Regions from separate parts of the Homo sapiens genome. Here region 1 is linked to region 2. A link is an interaction called in ENCODE POLR2A ChIA-PET data of the cell type or tissue named here. Cell type or tissue: MCF 10A. All regions are shown on one strand.

What was found. Peaks named below come from ENCODE experiments on the same cell type or tissue, not always from the same donor. Only the 100,000 strongest peaks of a DNase experiment are listed, where the experiment ranks them.
Region 1: POLR2A ChIA-PET joins it to region 2 with 5 read pairs; 2 of 35 experiments call an interaction of 5 or more read pairs at or near these places.

What each region holds. Positions count from the first base shown.
Region 1 is chr18:62,070,310-62,075,309 of GRCh38, forward strand. PIGN (phosphatidylinositol glycan anchor biosynthesis class N) reads right to left here. Exons shown (of 31, transcript NM_176787.5): 29 at 4,470-4,512; 30 at 2,364-2,416. Among named protein-coding and RNA genes, the nearest start is that of PIGN, 110 kb to the right of the region's middle. In MCF 10A, no CTCF peak of the experiment used is centred here; no DNase peak of the experiment used is centred here.
Region 2 is chr18:61,949,641-61,954,640 of GRCh38, forward strand. No RefSeq gene overlaps it. Among named protein-coding and RNA genes, the nearest start is that of RNF152, 59 kb to the left of the region's middle. In MCF 10A, no CTCF peak of the experiment used is centred here; DNase peaks (open chromatin) are centred at 511 and 2,841.

The DNA of each region.
Region 1 (5,000 bases), 120 kb after region 2:
ATCTAAACTTTCCCTAAACTTTCAAGTATAAGAGACAAATGAAAACCAAATCAATTTTCTATGGAGTACCTTTTACGTACCAAGCACGTATGGCATGTAAGAGATTCAAATCCAATCCTGGATCTGAGAGCATCCACAGTCTATTGGGAGAGGCAGATATGTACATAAATAACCAGGCAGTACATGCCAGGAGTTGCCTAAGAGGTATCAACAGAGGGAAGAGGATGTTTAACACATGGTGTCTCCTGCAAACCCATACAATTCCTGGCAACACAAAGTGATGAATGAATATTGACTAAATGAAATAAAATCAGTATACAAAAATGTATTCTGTCTCAGAATGCATTTGGAGAAGAAAAGGCAAAAGGGTCAATTTTGCTTTCTTCTTCTCAAAGAAAAGAAATTTAACAGGTTATGGCAATCATTGAAATTTAAATCACAATAAAAAGGAACCTGACTTTTTGTTCAGATTATACTTTATTTTTAATTAACTAATTAATTAATTTTTTTTTGATATGGGATATCACTCTGTGGCCCAGGCTGGAGTGCAGTGGCCCAGTCATGGCTCACTAAACTCTTTTGACCTCCCAGGCTCAAGCACTTTTTCTGCCTTAGCCTCCTGAGTAGCTGAGACTACAGGCATGGGCCACTGCACTCGGGTAATTTTTTTTTTGCTTTTTGTAGAAACAGGGTCTCACTATGTTTCCCAGGCTGGTCTCAAACTCCTGGGCTCAAGCAGTCCTCCCACCTCGGCCTCCCAAAGTGCTAGGATTACAGGCGTGGGCCACTGTTCCTGACCTCAAATTACACTTTAAATAGTTATCACATGTTAAAAGGTTACCATATTAAAGATTCTAAGAGGCAGATAATGATCACATGAAATTTAAACCACCATATAAAATTCATACTGCAACCGGAACAACCTCATTTTTCTAAACAGAGATGAGAGATTAAGAAAACACACTAGGACTCTGGAATGATCAACTTTGAAACCGCGGATTCAAGCAGTTTATCTTGCATCTTCTGCTGCCCTTTAGTTCTCTCTAGACTTAACATCTATCATCCTCCCCACAGCATTCCATGTAAACATTTGCTAATGTGCTAATGCCAAGAATTGGAAAGATGTCTCATTTCCAGGGGCTTAAAATAATTGCTAATTGCTGCGCTTACCTCAAAATCATATGGGCACCTTCTATACTAAGATACTAAGTTTTAATTTTTTTTTACTGCACTATTAAGAACTTCTGCGTGAGTGTAGTCATGCACCACATAATGATGTTTTAGTCAACAATGGACTGCATATACATGGTGGTCCCATAAGATGATAACAGACCTAGTGATAGCGCAGTGTCTTTGCAGCACAAAGCATTACTCTCGCTTGTTTGTGGTGATGCTGGTGTGAACAAACCTACTGCACTGCCAGTCCTATAAAAGTCTGGCACACACAATTATGTACAGTACATAATATCTGATAATGACAATAAACAACTGTTACCAGTATCTACATTTACTATACCATATTTTTCATCGTTTTTTAGACTGTACTCCTTTTCCATATATATATATATATATATATATATATATATATATATATATATATAAATTTAACTGTAAAATATCCTCAGGCAGGTCCTTCAGGAGGTATTCTAGAAAGCACTGTTGTCATAGATGACAGCTCCATGCATGTTATTGCCTGTGAACACCTTCCAGTGGGACAAGATGTGGAAATAAAAATCCTGACCCTCTGTAGGCCTAGGTGAATGTGTGTGTGTGTGTATCTTAGTTTTTATCAAAAAAGTTTAAAAAGTAAAAAAAAGTGATTTTAAAATATTAAATTAAAATATTAATTTTAAAATAGAAAAGAGCTTAGAGAATAGGGATATAAAGAAAGAAAAGGTTTTTGTATAGCTATATAATGTGTTTGTGTGTTTAAGCTAAGTGTTATTATAAAGTCAAAAAGTTAAGAACCTTATAAAGTAAAAAAGGTTACTGTAATAACTCACTGACTCACCCAGAACAACTTCCAGTCCTGCAAGCTCCATTCATGGTAAGTGTCCTAGATAGGTATACCAGTTAAAAAATCTTTTACACTGAATTTTTTACTATACCTTTTCTATGTGTAGATACATAAATACTTACCATTGGGTTACAATTGCCTACAGTATTCAGTATGATAACATGCTGTACAGGTTTATAGTCTAGGAGCAATAGGCTGTACCATATCCTAGGTGTGTTGTAGGCTACACCATCTAGGTTTGTGTGAATATACTCTGTGATGTTTGCACAGTGAAGAAATTGCCTAACAATATATTTCTCAGAACTTATCCCTGTTGTTAAGCAATGCATGACCATATATACTATACCTTGTCCCAATATCAAGCCAGCTGCCATAATCCTTGACCAAGAAGAAAAAATGCTGTAAAAAAAAAAAAAGGCTTAATGAAAAACAAAGCTATTTAGATTCAGTCTAAAAACAAAGCTATTTTAGGACTGTATGTTTCAGATTTCTGACTCTAAGAATCACTATCTGACTGTAATCAACAAGAATATGTCATTTACTGAAACTTTTGCTTGGATTAGAATTAGCAGTAGTCTAAAATCCAGAAATAGAATTATCAATCAAATGAACACAAAAGTGACATTTCTGAATAATTAGAAATAAAGAAGAACAAGCCAACATCAATAAAAAAAACTAGATAATACTAAAGATGTCAGTGGAAAGAAGCCACGTCATCCATCTACCAACAAATATTTACTGTACTGACTACCTACTGTGTGCCGATCACTGTCTTAGGTGCTGGAGATAAACTCCTCCTCACAAGGCATAGGCTGTAGTAAATAATTCCATCAAATTATCAGGGGTGTGTGTGTGTGTGTGTGTGTGTGTGTGTGTGTAAGGGGGGGATGGAGGGAGTGTTATCATTGGAAAATATAGGCAATTATAGAAACAGAGGAAGGGGTTCATACCCTGATTAGAATGGAAGGGAAGGCTTCCCATTGCAAGGTGAAATCTAAGTAAAAAGTAGGAGTCAGATGAAAGGAGGTTTGGATAGAAAGAAGTTTCTGGCAGAGGGAATAGCCTATATATACATCAAGAGTCCAGAGAGAGCTTGGTAGTGTCAAAGGGAGGATGGTGTAGAGAAAACAAGGATGGAGAGGTAAGAGAAGATGTCAATCAAATGAGCAGAAGTTATATCACAAATGGCTGTTCAAGTCAATTTATGCAATCTTTTTTATACAAAATTAATCAGAATTTCAATCCTCTTCTATTAATATGTCTGTTTGTCACTTTGCACAAAACTGAAAGCTGATTTGCTCTCACATTATGTGTGGTCAGTTTCAGAAATACAATGAATAATGGTTCACCACCACACAAAAGTACTCTCATCTAAACCGAGTGACTAGGAATCTGATTTGGGAAGCTACCCTTATTAGTATTCCTAGTTACTTCTGGCATGGGATGTTATATGGTGACAAATTAACCTTACCCAAAAAGACCGCTGGTGTTCATTCTCAGCTACTGGGAGGCAATTTCTGGGCCCTTGGAATGTCATGGAATGTCATGCCTCATAGAAGGTTCTGCCTGAGGGCTTGGCCACTGGACAGTCTAATAATGTGATATATGATGAGGGCTTTGGGCCATATTACCAGCTGTATCCCCAGAAGGGATTAAAGGTCAGCCAGGTAGGCAGTATGTGATCAAGCCCCACTAAAAAGTCTGGACAACAAAGCTTAGGTAAGCCTGGTTGGCAATACTCCATGTGTACTGTCACACATCAATAGTGGGAGGGTAATGCTGTCCTGATTCCACAGGGAGAAACAGAAGCTTGGCATTTGGTGTCCTGGACTCTGCCCTATGCACTGGAATAAACTGTAACTGAATATAACAGCATTCAGTGATTTCAGTGAATTCTAGTGAATTACTAAAGCTGAGGGTGGTCTTGGGAACTCCCCAAAGTTGTAGACATAAAATAGGTTCCTCTTTTTGTTAATGAGAGAGGCCTACCTACATACATCAGAACTCATTTATTGCAGCTACGTCTTGATTAACATCTTCCCAACAGAAAAGCTGTATTTCCTGTTTCCTTCCTTCCTTCCCTCCCTCTTTTCCTTTCATTTTTAATCTGAGAGAAGGGTTAAAAATCAACATTTCAGTAGAAAAATGATGTATTATCTAAATTTAAAGTTAGCTTTTTCTGCTAATTTTCTTTGGAAGGTTCATTTCAGATACAAAGCAACATGGAAGACGAGGTATGACAAATTCAAGTAGTAAGACTTTTGACACCTGAAGAAGAGCACACATCCTGCATAACTAATATAAAAGAACATAATTTATTGTGTAAATTATGCCAGCACTTACAACTCAACATCTAAAGATTTCACGTACCAAAATGCATTCATATTTCTCTTTATTAAATTAACCCAGGACTCTTAATCTAATTTATATGGACTACCCAGTAATGCCTTACCAAAGCCATAATGTCTGATATGACGAGAACAATGAGAAAAAGGCTGGAAAAAAAAAGAAGGAAAAATTACATCTAATACAACAGGTGCATTTTTCAAGCTCATTAAAATCCAAGTGAGACTAGGCAAATAACCTAGTATTGTTGGTATTTTTGCTTCTGAAAATACAACTTTCAAAGGTTCTTTTCATATTATCATGGGTGACCATACCATAGAGATGAGCTGGACTGTAAAATGTGTTATTAAGTGCTCTGAATATTTATTTCAGTAAAATGAAAGGGACATACATTATGATTTTCAAAACTAAACTTTTGAGGTAATTGTTAACTAATATGCAATTTCAAGAAATAATACAGAGGGATCCTCTGTACCCTTTACCCAGTTTCCCCCAGTGGGAAGATCTTGTAAAACCATAGTATAATATCCCAAGCAGGACAATGACACTGATACTGTCAAGGTAAAGAGTGTTCCCATCAGCACAAAGATCTCTCATGATGCCATTTTATAGCCACATCTGTCCTCCCCTCACCATC
Region 2 (5,000 bases):
AAAGGCAAGTGGCAGATCCCCATTCCCTGCCCTACCCTCACTCCCCCCGTGCCTGAATAGGCCCAATACTGCCCAGGGCTGCTTGTTGTCCCTCATGAGCGGTGGTGGTCCCACTGCTCATCTGGCCCATGGTTCCCCCGTATGGAAATTCTGGGACACAGCCAGGGTGCCCACTTCTCTCTGTGCTCACCCAGCTCATCCAGTCTGTGTTTTTCCCTCCTTTTGACCAAAATACTGCAGTGAGATTGCCATCAAGATGAGACGGATGTGTTCTGGCATCTCCCGACCACCTCTGTCCCCCTCACCATTCCCCTTCGGAAATACACGTCCCCAGCCTGATGCAGTCTGACCTGCAGTCACTCCCTGCTTCTGACTCCGCAGCAACCCCGGGAACGTTTCCCACCCACTTTGCTGTCTGCTTTGTTCCATTCCTTTTTCTTGGTTAATCACAACATCCATGCTCGTTTGTGCCCTGTTTATGAGTCACTATACGTGCTGGAACCTGAATTGAAACTGGAATGCAAAACCCTTGAGCCAAATCATGACGGGAGTCTGACCTCGGCTCTCCTAGCTCATCCCTGGGCAGCCCCAAAGCCTGTCCTTCTCCCTGTCTCTCTCACCCGTGAGGGCAGCTCTCTGATTTGATATGGGCTTTCAGTTATTAGGTTTCACTCTGGGTGTGTCTAACAATACTAGGATGCTATCGGTTTATTAGGCATTGGAATTGGGATGCTTAAGCAAAACAGGGAGAAACGTGGAGACATCTTTGGCCAAGCTCAGATGCAAAACTGTATTGAGAGATAAGCACTATTACGGGTTTCCTCTTCAGTGTGGTGACATTTTTAAATGGGAGCAGAGGAATTTTTTCCATTTGTTTCCTTCTATTAACAACATCCCTTATAACATTCCTGAGATCTCAGGGAAACGGTCACCCATGTTTTAGTTTTGTCTCATACTATATAAATTAGAAGCAAAGTAAATTTCTGCATGTGTACTCCCCTGAGACCAGACAATGTTCCCTGAAACCTGGCATGCACCTTCAGAGCCCTGGCACTGGGTGTGAATTTCAAAACCATATTTTTCTCTCCAAATAATTGTCCTTGTCCATGCTCAGTCAGGTGTTTCCTCACATAAATCCCTAGGCTTCAATTAAAATCCAAACAGAAAGGAACTGCTACTCATTTTTTAACCATTTAAATAGAATAGCTTTCTGCATCCACATTAATTCTTTTTATAGGCTATGAAGGGTCTATATGTACTATGATTTCTTTATTTGTATTAGAGTTTTATATTTGCAAAAATAATTTATGTTGTTTAATTCATCAGCCCTTATGGTACCTTTGAAAGAGCAGAATTATACTCCCATTTCAGAGGCAAAAAAGTACAAATCAAGGTCATGTCTGAGAAAGCCTTTAAGAACTCAAGGATTACGTTTCCAGTTTGTGTCTTCGTTTGTAAGTTTTTCCAAATCCTTTGGTTCCATGACCACTGTCTTCCCATCAGCCACCCAAAACATTGTTGGGAATGTCCTTCACTGTGACTCCGTGGATGCCAAAGGAGCAGTGATCCTACAGAAAGTCCAGTGTTCCTTCATGTGGCCCTTGAGGTTCCTGGAGAGAAAACCCTGGAATGCTTCAGGGTTTCAACTGTTGGAAACTCTTCCTGCTTTTCATTCCTCTAATTGCTTACAGTCCCTAAAACCTCAAACGCTTATTTCTTTTTGTCCCCTAATGGTTCTCATAACAGCAGCAGTGGACCAGAGCTGTCTAGTTGTAAGAATAAAAATTTTCTGGATCCAGGGCTGGAATTGTTAGGGAGGACTGTGGTGACGCATTCTGCATTTCCTTTTTTGGAAACAGAGTCTAGCTCTGTCTCCCAGGCTAGAGTGCAGTGGCGCGATCTTGGCTTACTGAAGCCTCCACCTCCCGGGTTCAAGCGATTCTCCTGCCTCAGCCTCCAGAGTAGCTGGGATTACAGGAGCTCACCACCATGCCCAGCTAGTTGGTTCAGGGTTTTCCATGGTGATTGGCCCCATCTCCGGCACTACCCCAATGTAGTTACACTGCTGTCAGCAACACATTCAGTAGGTCAGAGTTTTAGGGCCTCCTTCAATGTCAAAAGCCAATTCTTTTTGCCACTTACCTATTACCCAGGAAAATGAAAGGATTCATGCTGCTTACTGTTTCTTCTGTATGGTTAAATGTAAGAGACATGGGGCATTTGCTTGGAGACACATGGACATTTATTTCAACTTCAGGATGTCGCTGAGTTCCACTGAAAACATTCTCTTGGGGTGAATTAAAAAAAAAAAAACCCTTCCAGGGTTGTTGATGCTAACATTACAATGGCCTTAAACATGCTACAGTTCCTGGACTAAGGAGGATCTTACCAATGCTACTCAGGCATGACATTGCCTTAGACAGCCAATCACCTTGTTTCCTAATTAGATAAGGGCCTACACATTATTTTGTGAGAGAGAGACCAAAATTCTATCAGCCATAAAGTAGGCTGGAGAAATCCCAAATCCTTTTTCTACCTTGTCACTTCGTTGCAAGACATTACCTACCGCTATTCCAATCACTAATTGGTGCTTTCTGCTATACAACAAATGAGCTAAAACTTCTGAGTTGGTTTCATTTCCTTTAAATTCTGCTCATTACTAAGAAGTACCAAACCTCAAGCTTATTAAAACCAGAGTGTGGGCTGCTTATCACCAGGGGCTATGTCCTTTCACTGTAAGAGAACTCAATTTGCATCTTCTGGGATTTTCCCTCACCTCCTCCGGGGAGCTTAAGCGAGTCTCCGCAAGCCTCACTGGAGGCCTTGTTACAGTCAGCTCACCAGAGACAGGGAGCAGACAGCATTTTTACCCACGGATCCATGAATCATCACCACCACACATTCTCAGCAGCAAAACTGGGCTTTCCACTACCTGAGGCTGTCTCTTAAATACAAACAATTCTCCACTCATAAACAGTGCCTTTTCAAGCAATTGTTAGAAATGCGGAATGTGGCTGAGCTAGGTGGCTCATGCCTGTAATCCCAGCACTTTGGGAGGCTGAGGCGGGTGGATCACCCGAGGTCAGGCATTCGAGATCAGCCTGGCCAACATAACAAAACCCCATCTCTACTAAAAATACAAAAATTAACCGGGCGTGGTAGCAGATGCCTGTAATCCCAGCTACTCGGGAGGCTGAGGCAGAAGAATTGCTTGAACCTGGGAGGCGGAGCTTGCAGTGAGCCAAGATCGTGCCACTGCACTCCAGCCTGGGAGACAGAGTGAGACTCCACCTCAAAAAAAGAAAAGAAAGGAAGGAAGGAAGGAAGGAAGGAAGGAAGGAAGGAAGGAAGGAAGGAAGGAAGGAAGAGGGAAGGAAGGAAGGAAGGAAAGAGAGAGAGAGAAAGAAAGAAAGAAAGAAAGAAAGAAAGAAAGAAAGAAAGAAAGAAAGAAAGAAAGAAAGAAAGAAAGAGAAAGAAATGCAGAATGCATCACCACAGTCCTCCCTAACAATTCTGGCTCTGGATCCAGAAAATTCTTATTCTTACAACTAGACAGCTCTGGTCCACTGCTGCTGTTGTGAGAACCATTAGGGGACAAAAACATAAATAAGCATTTGAGGTTTTGGAGACTGTAAGCAATTAGAGGAATGAAAAGCAGGAAGAGTTTCCGGCAGTTGAAACCAGGAGAGAAGCAGCAGTGAGAAATATTCTGCCTGCACACTGAATGACTGGATGGGCCAACATGATCCTCTCTCACTCTGCCTAGAAATATTCACGCTCTGTTGTTAACCTGTTGTAAAGAAGCTGCTCCCCCTCGCACCTGGGACACCCTGCACATGTCCACATAAGTCCTGCAGGCAGAGGAGACTTGAGTCGCAGCTCCTCTGAGCCTGCAGAGCTACTTACGGCCCTCCCTGGAAGGCCCTCTCCCCTTCCCTGCCTGTCTCTTCTGGGAGGCTGTTAGAAGGTTAATTCCCATCATATCCCAGGTTGTGAAGAAGAATGAGGTTTCCTTCCTTGCCCTCTTGAGAAAAAAAAACTGCAGATGATGAACCTGCTTAGCTGCCGTCTAAGACTGGGCTCTTGGCAACAGGGTTCCTCCCAACTCAAGCTGCTGTCATGGTTCCTCCTGCCTTGGTGTCCTGCTCTGTCACATGTGGGAAAAGGACCGTGGGGAACTGGCACTTTGGTGGGTCTTTCCTTTCTCTCTAGGTAAGCAATACACTGAGAGTGTCTCATTGCACTTTTACCGTCCAATCAGTCAGAACTTGGCCTTAACGGCTCCTGTGCCTGACACATGTTGGTTATTTAAGATCCATTTCGGTAAGAGGTAATTCTTTTGAAAATCCAAATAATTATAGGACCACCATGGTTAACTTTTTGGCAGGAAGAGGAGCAGTTCATAGAGCCCTCTGTGCACACTTTCCCTCAGAAAAACATAACTGCACAAATATTTGTATACATTTTGTAGAAGGGTATATACATACTCCATGGACCTCAGGCAGAAACCTCTGCTGTCAAGGGATTTAGGTCCAACCAATTACTCAAGCCATGAAATAAAATAGTATTATCAGATTGATGTTCTCTTATTTATGAGGCACCATGCTAAGCAGTTGAGTTGCAGCAATGGACAAAGACTGCCTGTCCTCATGGAACATATGACTGGCCTTCCCAGTGCAAAAGGCAGACACTAATCATACAGTCGCAGACATCAACACAAAGTGCAGCTGCAGGAAGTCAACAGGAGGGGTGCATGGTACCATGAGGGCTTACAGGAGGATCTGAACCAGCCAGAGAGACCAGAAAAGCATGCCCTAAGAAAATGTGATTGAGCTGAAAGCGGGAGGGTGGCAAAAGCAGAGAGGGCCACATGTGCCAAGGTCCTGTGGCAGATGGCACCAGGGAATCTGCTGGAAGGGGGCCCATGTGGCTGGGTTTCAGGGAGCAAGGGACAGTGTGGATGAGAAAAGGCAGGAGAGGTGTGTGAGGGGCAGCCACAC